Linked DNA regions of Homo sapiens: region 2 is linked to region 1. A link is a contact called in ENCODE Hi-C or POLR2A ChIA-PET data. All regions are on one chromosome and are shown on one strand. Each heading gives the region's core, a stretch centred on a gene start or an enhancer-like site at or near the end of the contact. The rest is flanking DNA. Distances are from core to core; before and after follow the strand shown.

Evidence for each region. A loop is a pair of places that touch in the nucleus more often than their neighbours do. ChIA-PET counts read pairs that join two places held with the same protein, here RNA polymerase II (POLR2A). Pooled maps may share reads with other maps.
Region 2: a map of aorta shows a loop between it and region 1 (2.7-fold over the local background). The contact joins two enhancer-like sites. A Hi-C loop is called at or near these places in 1 of 168 maps with a recorded cell type or tissue (aorta), 1 of 37 single-sample maps with no recorded cell type and 6 of 50 pooled maps. POLR2A ChIA-PET finds 5 or more read pairs at or near these places in 2 of 52 experiments (BJ and H1).

Annotation. Positions count from the first base shown.
Region 1 is chr7:101,738,527-101,744,458 of GRCh38, forward strand. No RefSeq gene overlaps it. Among named protein-coding and RNA genes, the nearest start is that of CUX1, 76 kb to the right of the region's middle. RefSeq lists enhancers at 2,618-2,697, 2,818-2,887, 4,371-5,314 and a silencer at 5,194-5,313. Within about 2 kb of position 2,610, at least 3 of the 41 ENCODE cell types and tissues checked have a DNase peak (open chromatin) inside an H3K27ac peak, as active enhancers do.
Region 2 is chr7:102,123,035-102,129,382 of GRCh38, forward strand. The region is part of intron 8 of CUX1 (cut like homeobox 1); the gene reads left to right. Among named protein-coding and RNA genes, the nearest start is that of SH2B2, 160 kb to the right of the region's middle. RefSeq lists a silencer at 480-706 and an enhancer at 2,187-2,739. Within about 2 kb of position 2,342, at least 12 of the 41 ENCODE cell types and tissues checked have a DNase peak (open chromatin) inside an H3K27ac peak, as active enhancers do.

The DNA.
Region 1 (5,932 bases), core at 1,360-3,859:
CCTGTAGTCCCAGCTACTTGAGAGGCTGAGGCAGGAGAATGGCGTGAACCCGGGAGGTGGAGCTTGCAGTGAGCCGAGATTGTGCCACTGCACTCCAGCCTGGGCAACAGAGCGAGACTCTGTCTAAAAAAAAAAAAAAAAAAAAAATTACTCTGGTTGCCAGGCGCAGTGGCTCACGCCTGTAATCCTACCACTTTGGGAGGTCAAGGCAGGAGGATCACTTGAGGTCAGGAGTTCAAGACCAGCCTGGCCAACATGGTGAAACCCCATCTCTACTAAAAATACAAAAATTAGCCATGCGTGGTGGTGCATGCCTGTAATCCCAGCACTTTGGGAGGTCAAGGCAGGAGGATCACTTGAGGTCAGGAGTTCGAGACTAGCCTGGCCAACAAAGTGAAACCCCGTCTCTACTAAAAATACAAAAATTAGCCACGCATGGTGGTGCATGCCTGTAATCCCAGCACTTTGGGAGGTCAAGGCAGGAGGATCACTTGAGGTCAGCAGTTCAAGACTAGCCTGGCCAACATGGTGAAACCCCATCTCTACTAAAAATACAAAAATTAGCCATGCACGGTGGTGCACACCTGTAATCCCAGCTACTTGGGTGGCTGAGGCAGGAGAATTGCTTGAACCGGGCAGGCAGATGTTGCAGTGAGGCGAGATCGTGCCACTGCACTCCAGCCTGGGCGACAGAGTGAGACTCCATCTCAAAAAAAGAAAAAAGAAAAAAGGTTACTCTGGCTGCAGGGTGGAGGATGAGTGAATGGGAGGTGGAGCGAGGGCAGAGGCCCCCACGGGTAGGGCAGCAGAGATGGCCAGGAATAGTTGGATTGGGGTATTTTTCGGAGCTGGAGTCTACACAGTTTGATGTCAGATTGGGTGGGGAAGGTGAGGGAGAGGGTGATGTCAAGAAGGACTCCAAGGCTTCTGGCCTGAGCCCTGGGTGGAGGGCGGGGACATATCCTGAGAGGAGAGAGCCTGAGTTGAGTTTGGGACACGGGGAGTTGAACATGCCCTTGAGACATCCAAGTACAGGTCCCAGGGACAGCAGGGTATGCACCGTGACAGAAGGGACTCAGTGAGTGGGTGCTATTGTGAGGGCGGGTCTGCTATCCTTGGAAACAGAGCTTCGGAGGACCTAAGGGTGAGACCCTCGGGCCAGGGAGACCTGGACAGCCCCAACCCCTTCTTCCTAAGTCCCAGTACTCCCAAGTCTAGGGGAAATCTGGAGTCTTCCAAGGACTTGGTTCTAACACAGTGGTGCACATTCCTGCAATTTTCAGGGAGAGAAGGGGCCCAGAGGGATGGAGCCAGCCTGGGCTGACTCCAGGGAGGAGGAAGAGGAGGAGGAGGAGGAGGAGGAGAGGCACAGAGTGTGGCCTGGAAGCCCCTTCCTCAGTCTGTTTGCACAGCTGTCCAGGCCTGGCTGGGCAGGGAGGGAGTGAGTCATGGGTTTCCGGTTCACCAACCCCCACCTCCAGGGCAGGACAAGGTGCCTGCAGGTACAGAGTTTGGTGATGAAGTCTCCCCTGGGGAAGCTCCTCCTCTCTCCCTCCTCCCCAGCCCTTTGATCACACCTCTAGGGGTTGTTTTAGCTTTGTTTTTTGGCTTTTTGTGTTTGGTTTTTAGAGACAGGGTCTTGCTCTGTTGCCCAGACTGGAATGCAGTGGTGTGATCATAGCTCACTGCAGCCTCCAACTCCTGGGCTCAAGCCATCCTCCAGCCTCAGCATCCCAAGTAGCTGGAACTGTAGGCACACGCCACCACACTTGGCTAATTTTTTAATTGTTATTTTTTGTAGAGACGAGGTCTCGCTATGTTGCCCAGACTGGTCTGGAACTCCTAGCCTCAAGCGATCCTCCTGCCTTGGCCTCCCAAAGAGCTGAGATTATAAATGTGAGCCATCACACCTGGGCAATCCCCGTTTCATGGTTTAAAAGGAAGACTCGGGGCCCAGTGCAGTGGCTCATGCCTGTAACCCCAGCAGTTTGGGAGGCCAAGGTGGGCAGATCACCTGAGCTCAAGAGTTCGAGACCAGCCCGGCCAACGTGGCAAAACCCCATCTCCATTAAAAATACAAAAATTAGCCGGGCATGATGGCACATGCCTATAATCCCAGGTACTTGGGAGGCTGAGGCAGGAGAATTGCTTGAACCCAGGAGACGGAGGCTGCAGTGAGCCAAGATTGCACCACTGCACTCCAGCCTGGGTGTCAGAGTGAGACTCCAACTCAAAAAAAAAAAAAAAAAAAAGGTGGATTCGGGAAGGTCAAGTGACTTCCCAAGGGCATTAGGCATCTCTGTGCTGGGCCTGCCTGACCCCAGGTCTCTGCTCCTGTCCACTGTGCCCTCACAGGATACCTCTCAGAAGTGAGAGAACTCTCTAGGTAGGAGCCAGAAAAGCATCGGAGGAAATTTCTCTCCCAGACCCATGATTTGGTTACTCCTCTCCTCAGCCCTGCCAACAGCCCCAAGGTGCACAGAGACCTTGCTTCTGAGACTCTGGCCAAGCTGGCTCTGAGAGTGAAAGGCTCAGTCTCTCTCGCCTGGGGAAGAAACATGCAGGCTTTAGAATCATGCAAGTAACCGTTTACCCACTTGGCTTCCTGTTAGGTTGTGTTTTTTTTTTCTTCCTTCCCCCAAGGGATGTCTCTTATCTGAAGGTTCTTAGGGGCTTTTGGTGCTGGGCTGTTTACCAATGGGTGACTGTTAGTGTCAGAACCAGCCTCTTGGGAAGAGTGAGGTGAAGAAAAGCAAGACCAGGTGAGCCCTTGGTCATCCACACAGCCACAGGAGTACAGGCTGGATGGGACAAGCACGCCCTGGGCAGTGAAGGACCATGGCCACATCCAGCTCTCCTGCCAATTTCAGGCTCCGTCTTCCAAACAGGGCGCGATTTAGCCAAGTGAAAGTGAGTTGGTGGCTGGGCGTGGTGGCTTAAACTGGTAATCCCAGCACTTTGGGAGGTGGAGGCAGAAGGATCACTTGAGGCCAGGAGTTGAGATCAGCCTGGGCAACATAGTGAGATCCCACTCTATAAAAAATTATAAAGTTAGCCAGGCGTGGCTACACAAGCCTGTAGTCCCAGCTACTTGGGAGGCTGAGGAGAGAGGATCACTTGAGCCCAGGAGTTTCAAGCTGCAGTGAGCCATAATTGCGCCACTGCACTCCAGCCTGGGCAACAGAGGGAGGTCCTGTCTCTTCAAAACAACACATTTAAAACATTTCACCTGTAATCCTACCACTTTGGGAGGCCAAGGCAGGTGGATCACCTGAGGTCAGGAGTTCGAGACCAGCCTGGCCAACATGGTGAAACCCCATCTCTACTGAAAATACAAAAATTAGCTGGGTGTGGTGGCTGGCACCTGTAATCCCAGCTACTCAGGAAGCTGATGCAGGAGAATCACTTGAGAGGGGGCGGAGGCAGAGGTTGCAGTGAGCTGAGATCATGCCACTGCACTCCAGCCTGGGCAACAGAGGAAGACTCTGTCTCAAAAATAAAAAATAAAATAAAAATAAAACGTTAGAACAGTGCTTGGTACACAGTGATGGCTCAGTAGATGTGAGCCAGTTATGAGTACTTAAAGCATAGCCTGTGCAAAGAGGCCGTGCTTCTAGCTTCACCTTTCCAACAGCATCTTTCCAGAACTTTCTATCTCCTGGTGGGCAAGGACCGTGAGAAACACCATAACCTGGAGAGGAATTCTGGGTCTCAAGATGGCTCCAGTTGTGCCTGTCTTAGGCAAGTGGGGTGGTGTGTGTGTGAGGGTGAGGGGTCCCAGGAAGGGTCCCCACACTTCACTCCTGCACCTCTCGCTCCCCACAGCCCCCCTCCCCTTTTCTAACTCCAAAAAGCCCAGAGGCCCAGCCGTGTTTGGAGAAGGAGGGGGGCCCTGAAGCTTGGGCCACCTTCAAAGTGACTGCAGGGAGGAAGATGTGGACACTAGACTACGTACTGACCACTCTGAGAAGGAAGCCCGCGGGGGAAGGTGGATGGGCGGTGGGCGTCACGGCAAAGGGGTTTAGGGGAGACAGGGATGTCTGTGAGCTGTGGGAGGTGCACACTGAAGACCCAAGAGGTGAGAATGGATGGAACTGCCCCTGAGAAGGGGGACAGGGGTCCCCTCCTCCCCTGAGAAGGAACAAACCGTTGCACTTGTCGGCAGGGCCCTGAGAAGTGGAAAGTGGATTTGATCTTCCTTAGACCATCACGTACCCGCAGCACCCTAGAATGTAAACAGGGCTGGGAATGCGATGACCAGGTCCTGGTACCTTAAGGGCTGGTACCTCTACCTCCATCGGGACCTGGTGCCAGAAATAAGAAGATTCTTAGACTATCCCCACTGGAGGCTGGGCGCAGTGGCTCAGCCTGTAATGTCAGCACTTTGGGAGGCCTAGGCGGACAGGTCACTTGAGGCCAGGAGTTCAAGACCAGCCTGGCCAACATGGTGAAACCCCTCTACTAGAAATACAAAAATTAGCCGGGCATGGCGGCGGGGGTCTGTAATCCCAGCTACTCGAGAGGCTGAGGCAGGAGAATCACTTGAACCCGGGAAGCGGAGGTTGCAGTGAGCCGAGATTGTGCCACTGCACTCCAGCTGGGACGACAAGAATGAGACTCCATCTAAACAAAATAATAAATAAAAAATAAAAATAATAAAAGAATATCCCCACTGGAAGGGTCCTGCAAGGCCAGCCACGAATCTGTACAAGTCCTCGGACAGACTGAGAAACTGAGGCTCAGAGAAGCGGCCCCCACCCCATCGGAGCGTCCCAGCTCCACGCGCGCGCCTGGCAGGGGGCGCCCTTCCCCGCCGCGCGTGCCGGGCAGGGTCCCCCAAGGAGAAATCCCTCTTAAAAGAGTTTTTCCTTTCGCGTGAACTCGCCGCCTGCATCCAGCAGCGCGGTCTCCAAGGTGAACCTCGCACAAATGCGTTGCAGATGTACGTCCTTCCATTTCTGGCTACCGCGGAGCTGCTCGGGAGCGGCGGCGGCGTCCCCAGAGCGATCCAGCCCGCGTTTTCCGTTCCGCCCGCCAACTTTTGCAAGCTGTAGTTATTTGATAATGATTTTTTTTTCAAACCTCTCCCAATAATTGTTATCCTCCCCGCCCGGTGCAGCTCAGGTGATGGGCACAGACGGCAACGCAGCCGCCGCCGCCGCCTCCTCCTCCTCCTCGTCCTCCTCCTCCTCCTCCTCCGGGTGCGCTAGGCTCTGGCTCCAGCCCAGGGGGAAGAGCCACAGCGGAGGCGCCTTCTGCAAAGGCAGCGGGGACGGCCCCGGAGGCTGAGCCAGAGCGACCCCGGATCCGCCCCCGCCCCCCTCCATGAGGCCTCTCACACCCTCCCCCGGCCCAGGCCACCTCCCCCAAAGCCCACTCTCCGGAGGCCAAGGCTGTCTGGTGAACGGCTAGGGGCTGCTGGGCACAGAGTTCAACGCTGCAAATATTTATTAGACACCTACTGTATTCCCAGGCCCTGAGCAGAGCTGGCCTCCAAAACAAATGAGAACAGCCCTTGCCCTCAGGGAGACTGGGGGACGCCACCCCTAACCTGGGAAGGTGAGAGGGGCTTCCAGGGCAGGGATACCCCCGACAGAACCTGCTCAAAGTGCCAGAGCTAGACAAGGAGGGAAGGCTTGGCTCCGCAGCAAAGCTCAAGGCAGAGCTCCGCCCCTCCCCCATCACCTTCAGCCCTTCCTCCGGTTTCTGCCAAGGGTCATCACTGAAAGCACCCTCAGAGTCTCTTTTAGAAAGCTACGGGTCTCTGCGGTCGTGGTGGCTCACGCCTGTAATCCCAGTACTTTGGGAGGCCGAGGCGGGCGGATCACTTGAGGTCAGGAGTTCGAGACGAGCCTGGCCAACAAGGAGAAATTCCGTCTGTACTAAAAATACAATATTTAGCCAGGTGGGATGGTGTGTGCCTGTAGTCCCA
Region 2 (6,348 bases), core at 1,092-3,591, 380 kb after region 1:
AGACCAGCCAACATGGTGAAACCCCGTCTCTACTAAAAATACAAAAATTAGCTGGGTGTGGTGGCGCATGCCTGTAATCCCAGCTACACGGGAGGCTAAGGTAGGATAATTGCTTGAACTTAGGAGGCAGAGGTTGCAGTGAGCTGAGATCGCGCCACTACACTCCAGCCTGGGCAATAGAGTTAGACTCTGTCTCAAAAATAAAAAAAAAAGAGAGGCACTGTGCATGTGGCCATGTATATAAACATGTTTGTGAATATAAACATGCAATCAGTTTTTAAAAAATTTTTATCGGCCGGGCGCAGTGGCTCATGCCTGTAATCCCAGCACTTTGGGAGGCCGAGGCGGGCGAATCATGAGGTCAGGAGATTGAGACCATCCTGGCTAACACAGTGAAACCCCATCTCTACTAAAAATATAAAAAATGAGCCAGGCGTGGTGGCGGGTGCCTATAGTCCCAGCTACTCGGGAGGCTGAGGCAGGAGAATGGCGTGAACCCGGGAGGCAGAGCTTGCAGTGAGCCGAGATTGTGCCACTGCACTCCAGCCTGGGTGGCAGAGTGAGACTCCGTCTCAAAAAAAAAAAAAAAAAAATTATCATACAGTCTCTCAACCAGTCCTACTGCTTTTTTTTATTTATTGATTTTGAGACAGGGTCTCACTCTGTCACCCAGGCTAGAGTACAGTGATGCGATCTTGGCTCACTACAACTTCTACCTCCCGGTTTCAAACGATTTTCCCACCTCAGCCACCCAAGTAGCTGGTATCACAGGTGTGTACCACCACACCTGGCTAATTTTTGTATTTTTAGTAGAGATGGGGGTTTCACCATGTTACCTAGGCGGGTCTTGAACTCCTGAGCTCAAGTGATCCACTCATCTCGGCCTCCCAAAGTATGGGATTACAGGCATGAGCCACCGCGCCTGGCCAATAAAGCAATCATATTCATCCAGCATCCTTTGAGAGGGTAGAGAAAATCATTATTCACAGACTGTCACCTGGGTTTGGCGTGCATTCCTACAGATTTTACCTATTTAAGAGATCCTTAAAGTTTTTCTGATTCACTGTTAAGGTAAGCCTAGGGATCTTGCAGTGTATATGTGAAGGAAATGGGTAACGGACTGTTGAGTGAATACAGTGTATAGATTGTAGCACATATGGTGATCTGTGAAACGGGGGTGTCATGACACACCCCTTCCTGCATCCCAAAATTGTGGGGGTCAGGGTGGATAACGGGCATTTCTGCAGCCTGCACAGCAGTGCCGAATGCAGGCTGCAATCCAGCAATGTCACTGCTGGGTATTTATCCAAAGAAAGGAAATGGCTGTGTTGCAGGCATACCTGCACTCACACGTTTATCACAGCGCTGTTCACACAGCAGCCTAGGTGAGGAAGTGACCTATGTGCCCAGCTTCAGATGAATGGATGAAGAAAATGTGTAGATCCACAGTGGAATATGATGGAGCCTTACAAAAGGAAATCCTGCCATTTGCAACAACAACGTGGATTCATCTGGGGGATGTTACATTAAGTGAAATGAACCAGGCACAGAAAGACGAATACCACAAGATCTCACTCATGTAAAACGTTGATCACATAAAAGTTAAGAAGAATGGTGGTTACCAGGGGGTGAGGAGAGGTTGGTTAAATGATACATATTTATAGGTAGACAGGAGGAATAAGTTTGAGAGATGTATTAGACAGTGACTATAGTTAATGCCGGTATATTGTAAAATTGGTTAGTAGAAATTTTTTTTTTTTTTTTGAGACAGAGTCTCCCCTCTGTTGCCCAGGCTGGAGTGCAGTGGCATGATCTCGGCTCACTGCAACCTCCGCCTCCTGGGTTCAAGCAATTTTTATGTCTCAGCCTCCCAAGTATCTGGGAGTACAGGCACAGGGCACCACGCCCAGCTAATTTTTGTATTTTTAACAGAGACAGGGTTTCGCCATGTTGGCCAGGCTGGTCTCGATCTCCTGACCTCAGGTGATCTGCCCACCTCAGCCTTCTAAAGTGCTGGATTTACAGGCATGAGCCACCGCGTCTGGCCCCATTTTTTAAGTGTTGACTGAAAACTACCTCAAAAGACCGGCTTTATCCCACACTCTGTACACCACAGGCTTAGCACGTCGTGGCTCTCCAGGAACTCTTGAGCCTTCCCCATGATGATGAGTGGGTCAGGGTTACCGCAGAGCTGAACGGCCTCTGTAGCGTTCAGCCTGCAGCCTGCCCAATGAGGACGTTTGCGCTCTGGAAAGGTAAACTCAGGATGCTGTTGGCTCCTAAGCAGAAAGCAGGCGCCACCCAGCCTTCAAGTGCTTCAACAGTGAAGAGTTAGGACGGAGGCCCAGCCTGGAACATTCACGCCACCTTCTGCCCCCAGTAAAATTCCTTAAAGCTATGAGGTTCTGACTCACCACGGGGAGTCCCTGGCCGCCGCTGGGAGGGCCTTGGCCATGCAAATCTCAGTGACATAGCACGTCTTATTTGCTTCAGAAGTGGCAGAGGAGAAAGTGACTTGCCTCACGCTGCCCGGTTCCACCCAGGGACCTTGTGAAGAGACGCGGGAAGGCTGGCAGAAAGGAGAACCGTCCTTCCTGTGGAATACTCCCGAGATCGCACCACTCCACTCCAGCCTGGGTGACAAGAGCAAAACTCCATCTCAAAAAAAAAAAAAAAAAGGCACTGTACATGTGTCCATGTATATAAACATGTTTATGAATATACATAAATAATTTTTTAAAAAATTTTGTCATGCAGTCTCAGCCAGTCCTGCTGTTTTTATTTTATTTTATTTTATTTTATTTATTTTTTTGAGACAAGGTCTCACTCTATCACCCAGGCTGGAGTGCGGTGATATGATCTTGGCTCACTACAACCTCCGCCTCCTGGGTTCAAGCAATCTTCCCACCTCAGCCACCCAAGTAGCTGGAATTATAGGCTGTTTCCTTTTACATGACATTATTTTCCCTTTTTTATGTTTTATTTTATTTTATTTTTGAGATAGAGTCTCACTCTGTTGCCCAGGCTGGAGTACAGTGGTGCGATCTCAGCTCACTGCAACCTCTGCCTCTTGGGTTCAAGCGATTCTCCAGCCTCAGCCTCCCGAGTACCTGGGACTACAAGTGTGCACCACCATTTCCGGCTGTGTGTGTGTGTGTGTGTGTGTGTGTGTGTGTGTATTTTTTGTAGAGACGGGGTTTTATCATGTTGGCCAGGCTGGTCTTGAACTCCTGGTCTCAAGTGATCCACCCGCCTCGGCCTCCCAAAGTGCTGAGATTAGAAGTGTGAGGTACCACGCCCGGCCCGTGACATTATTTTTAAGTACAAAAGCCATACATGTTTACTATACAAAGTTTAGAAAATTCTCAAAGATTTTTTTTAAAGGAAGCAGATCATCACTCATAATCCCACAGCAAAGATGATCATTGTTAACATTTTGGCCTATTTCCATAGTCTTTTTTTCTATACAGATTGTTCCTTACAATGGCATTATGTCCCCTAAACCCATCGTAACTTGTAAATACCTTAAGTCTAAAATGTGTTTAGCACACCTAACCTAAATGTCATAGCTTAGCCTCGCCTATTTTAAGCGTGCTCAGAACACCCACGTTAATTAGTCTACAGTTAGGCAAAATCATCTAACACAGCTGTCCCCAACCTTGTTGGCAACAGGGACCAGTTTTGTGAAAGATAATTTTTCCATGGACCAGTGCAGTGGGGGGCGCGGTTCAGGATGATTCAAGCACGTTCTATTTATTGTGCACTTTATTATTATGACATTGTAATATATAATGAAATAATTCTACAACTCACCATCATGTAGAATCAGTGGGAGCCCTGAGCTTGTTTTTCTGCAACTACACAGTCCCATCTGGGGGTGATGGGAGACAGTGACAGATCATCAGGCATTAGATTCTCATAAGGAGTGTGCAGCCTAGATCCCTCGCATGCGCAGTTCACAGTAGGGTTTGCACTCCTATGAGAATCTAATGCTGCTGCTCATCTGACGGGAGGCAGAGCTCAAGCAGTCATGAGAGCAATGGGGAGCAGCTGTAAATACAGACGAAGCTTCCCTCCTGCAGCGCATCTCCTGCTGTGCGGCCCAGTTCCTAGCAGGCCACAGATGTGGCCAAGGGACTGGGGACCCCTGATCTATATAGTGCTTTCTTTTTTCTTTTTTTTCTTTTTACGAGATAGGGTCTCACCCTGTCACCCAGCCTGCAGGGCAGTTGCACTATCATAGCTCACTGCAGCCTCCAACTCCTGGGCTTGAGCGATCCTCCCACCTCAGCCTCCCGAGTAGCTAGGACTGCAGGTGTGCACCCCACACCAGGCCAGTTTTGTATTTTTTGTAGAGACAGGGTCTTGCCGTGTTGCCCAGGCTGGTTTTGAACTCCTGGGCTCAAACAATCCTCCCACCTTGGCCTCCCAAAGTGCTGAGTGGGATTATAGGCATGAGCTGCTTCGCCCAAACTCGTCTGTTTTTTACCAGTGGCATAGACTGATAACATGATTTTGATTTCTAGGGTTTGTTTTTTGTTTTTGTTTTTTTTTTTACCTGACATGTTGTAAATATTTCTTGCTTATCATTAAATATTCTTCAGAAACACAGTGCATACTGCATAACATTCCATCACGTAGGTGAGCCCTAAGACTTACCACTTATTTCCCTGCTGTTCAGGAGCCTGATTTATTACACTGCTTTCATTGCCCTTTGGGGTTTAATCTGGGGAGCTTTGTCCCTGTTCTTTCTATGCCTTCATGTTCTGCCAGTGGCTGTGGCATCTTTTTCGTGTTTTTTGTTTGTTTGTTTGTTTGTTTTGTTTTGTTTGAGACGGAGTCCTGCTCTGTCACCCAGGCTGGAGTGCCGTGGCATGATCTCGGCTCACTGCAACCTCCACCTCCCAGATTTAAGCGATTCTTCTGCCTCGGCCTCCTGAGTAGCTGGGACTACAGGTGTGTGCCACCACGCCCAGTGAATTTTTGTATTTTTAGTAGAGACAGGGTTTCGCCAGTTGGCCAAGCTGGTCTGACCTCAGGTGATCGGCCCACTTCAGCCTCCAGAAGGGCTGGGATTACAGGCGTGAGCCACCACGCCCAGCCGGCTGTGGCATCTTGAGGTAGCCTCCCAAGGCCATCATCAGACAAGAGCGTTTGGAAGCCCAGAATTCTCCAAGGGCTCATGGCAGTACTGGCACGGGGCCTCTGTTCCTAGACTGCTGCTCCATGACGTTTGTAGATGCCTCTAGTGAAAAGTCAGGGACAGTGGATGATATGCACGGCTCAGAGACCCTGACTCTGGTCCCATCTGTCCCCAGGTGTGACCCCACAAAGCCCCTCCCTCGGCCGCAGCACCGGATTGGGCCGGGTGCCAGGCAGGACGGAGGAGCTGGCCCTTTTGTCAGCCTCTTGCACTTTCTTGCCCAGTTCTACTTCCCAGAGACCTGGATCTCGGATGCTGTCCCCCAGCAGGGCCTGTTTGTGGAGTGGCCTTCAGGCAGGGCTGCATCCAGGGCACCGGGCACAGCATGAGTCACGGTGGGAAGAACCTGGGTCGCAACATCGTAAAGACCTGGGTTTAATTCCCAACTCCATGAATTATGTAACCTCAAGCAGGGCAGGAGGTTTCCTTACTCAGACCTTAGTATTTTCATAAGTGAAATAAAAGAATGCCACGCCTCACCTGTAATCCCAGCACTTTGGGAGATCAAGGCAGGTGGATCACTTGAGGCCAAGAGTTTGAGACCAGACTGGCCAACATGAGGAAACCCTGTCTCTATTAAAAATACAAAAATTTGCTGGGCGTGGTGGCATGTGTCTGTAATTCTAGCTACTCGGGAGGCTGAAGTAGAAGAATCACTTGAACTGGGGAGGTGGAGGTTGCAGTGAGCTGAGATCCCGCCACTGCACTCCAGCCTGGGCAACAGAGACTCTGTTTCAAAAAAAAAAGAGAAAAGAATGCCACATTAGTGCCTGGTACAGGACCTCTATAAAGGGTGGCTGACATTGCTGCTCCTGCTGCCTGCAAGGCACCTGGCATCACCTGGCACATTTTAAAAAGGTCTGCTTACCTCCCCCTGCTCAAGGTCTCTTCCCACTCTTAAGAATTATGTCGCTTTCCATGATGAGTTTGTAAAAATCATTATCCGCACTGCAAGACCTACTCATCCATATTAGCGTGCCACAGCTGGGGCACCCAGGTGTAAAGCTTTGTTTCCCATCATCTTCCTCAGGGACCCTAAATTTTAAAATCTGCATCAGTCACCATTGAGGTGCCACTAAATGTGGTGGCCAAAAGTTCCAAGTTCAAACCATTGCACAGCTGCAAATGCCTTCATAGATGGGTCT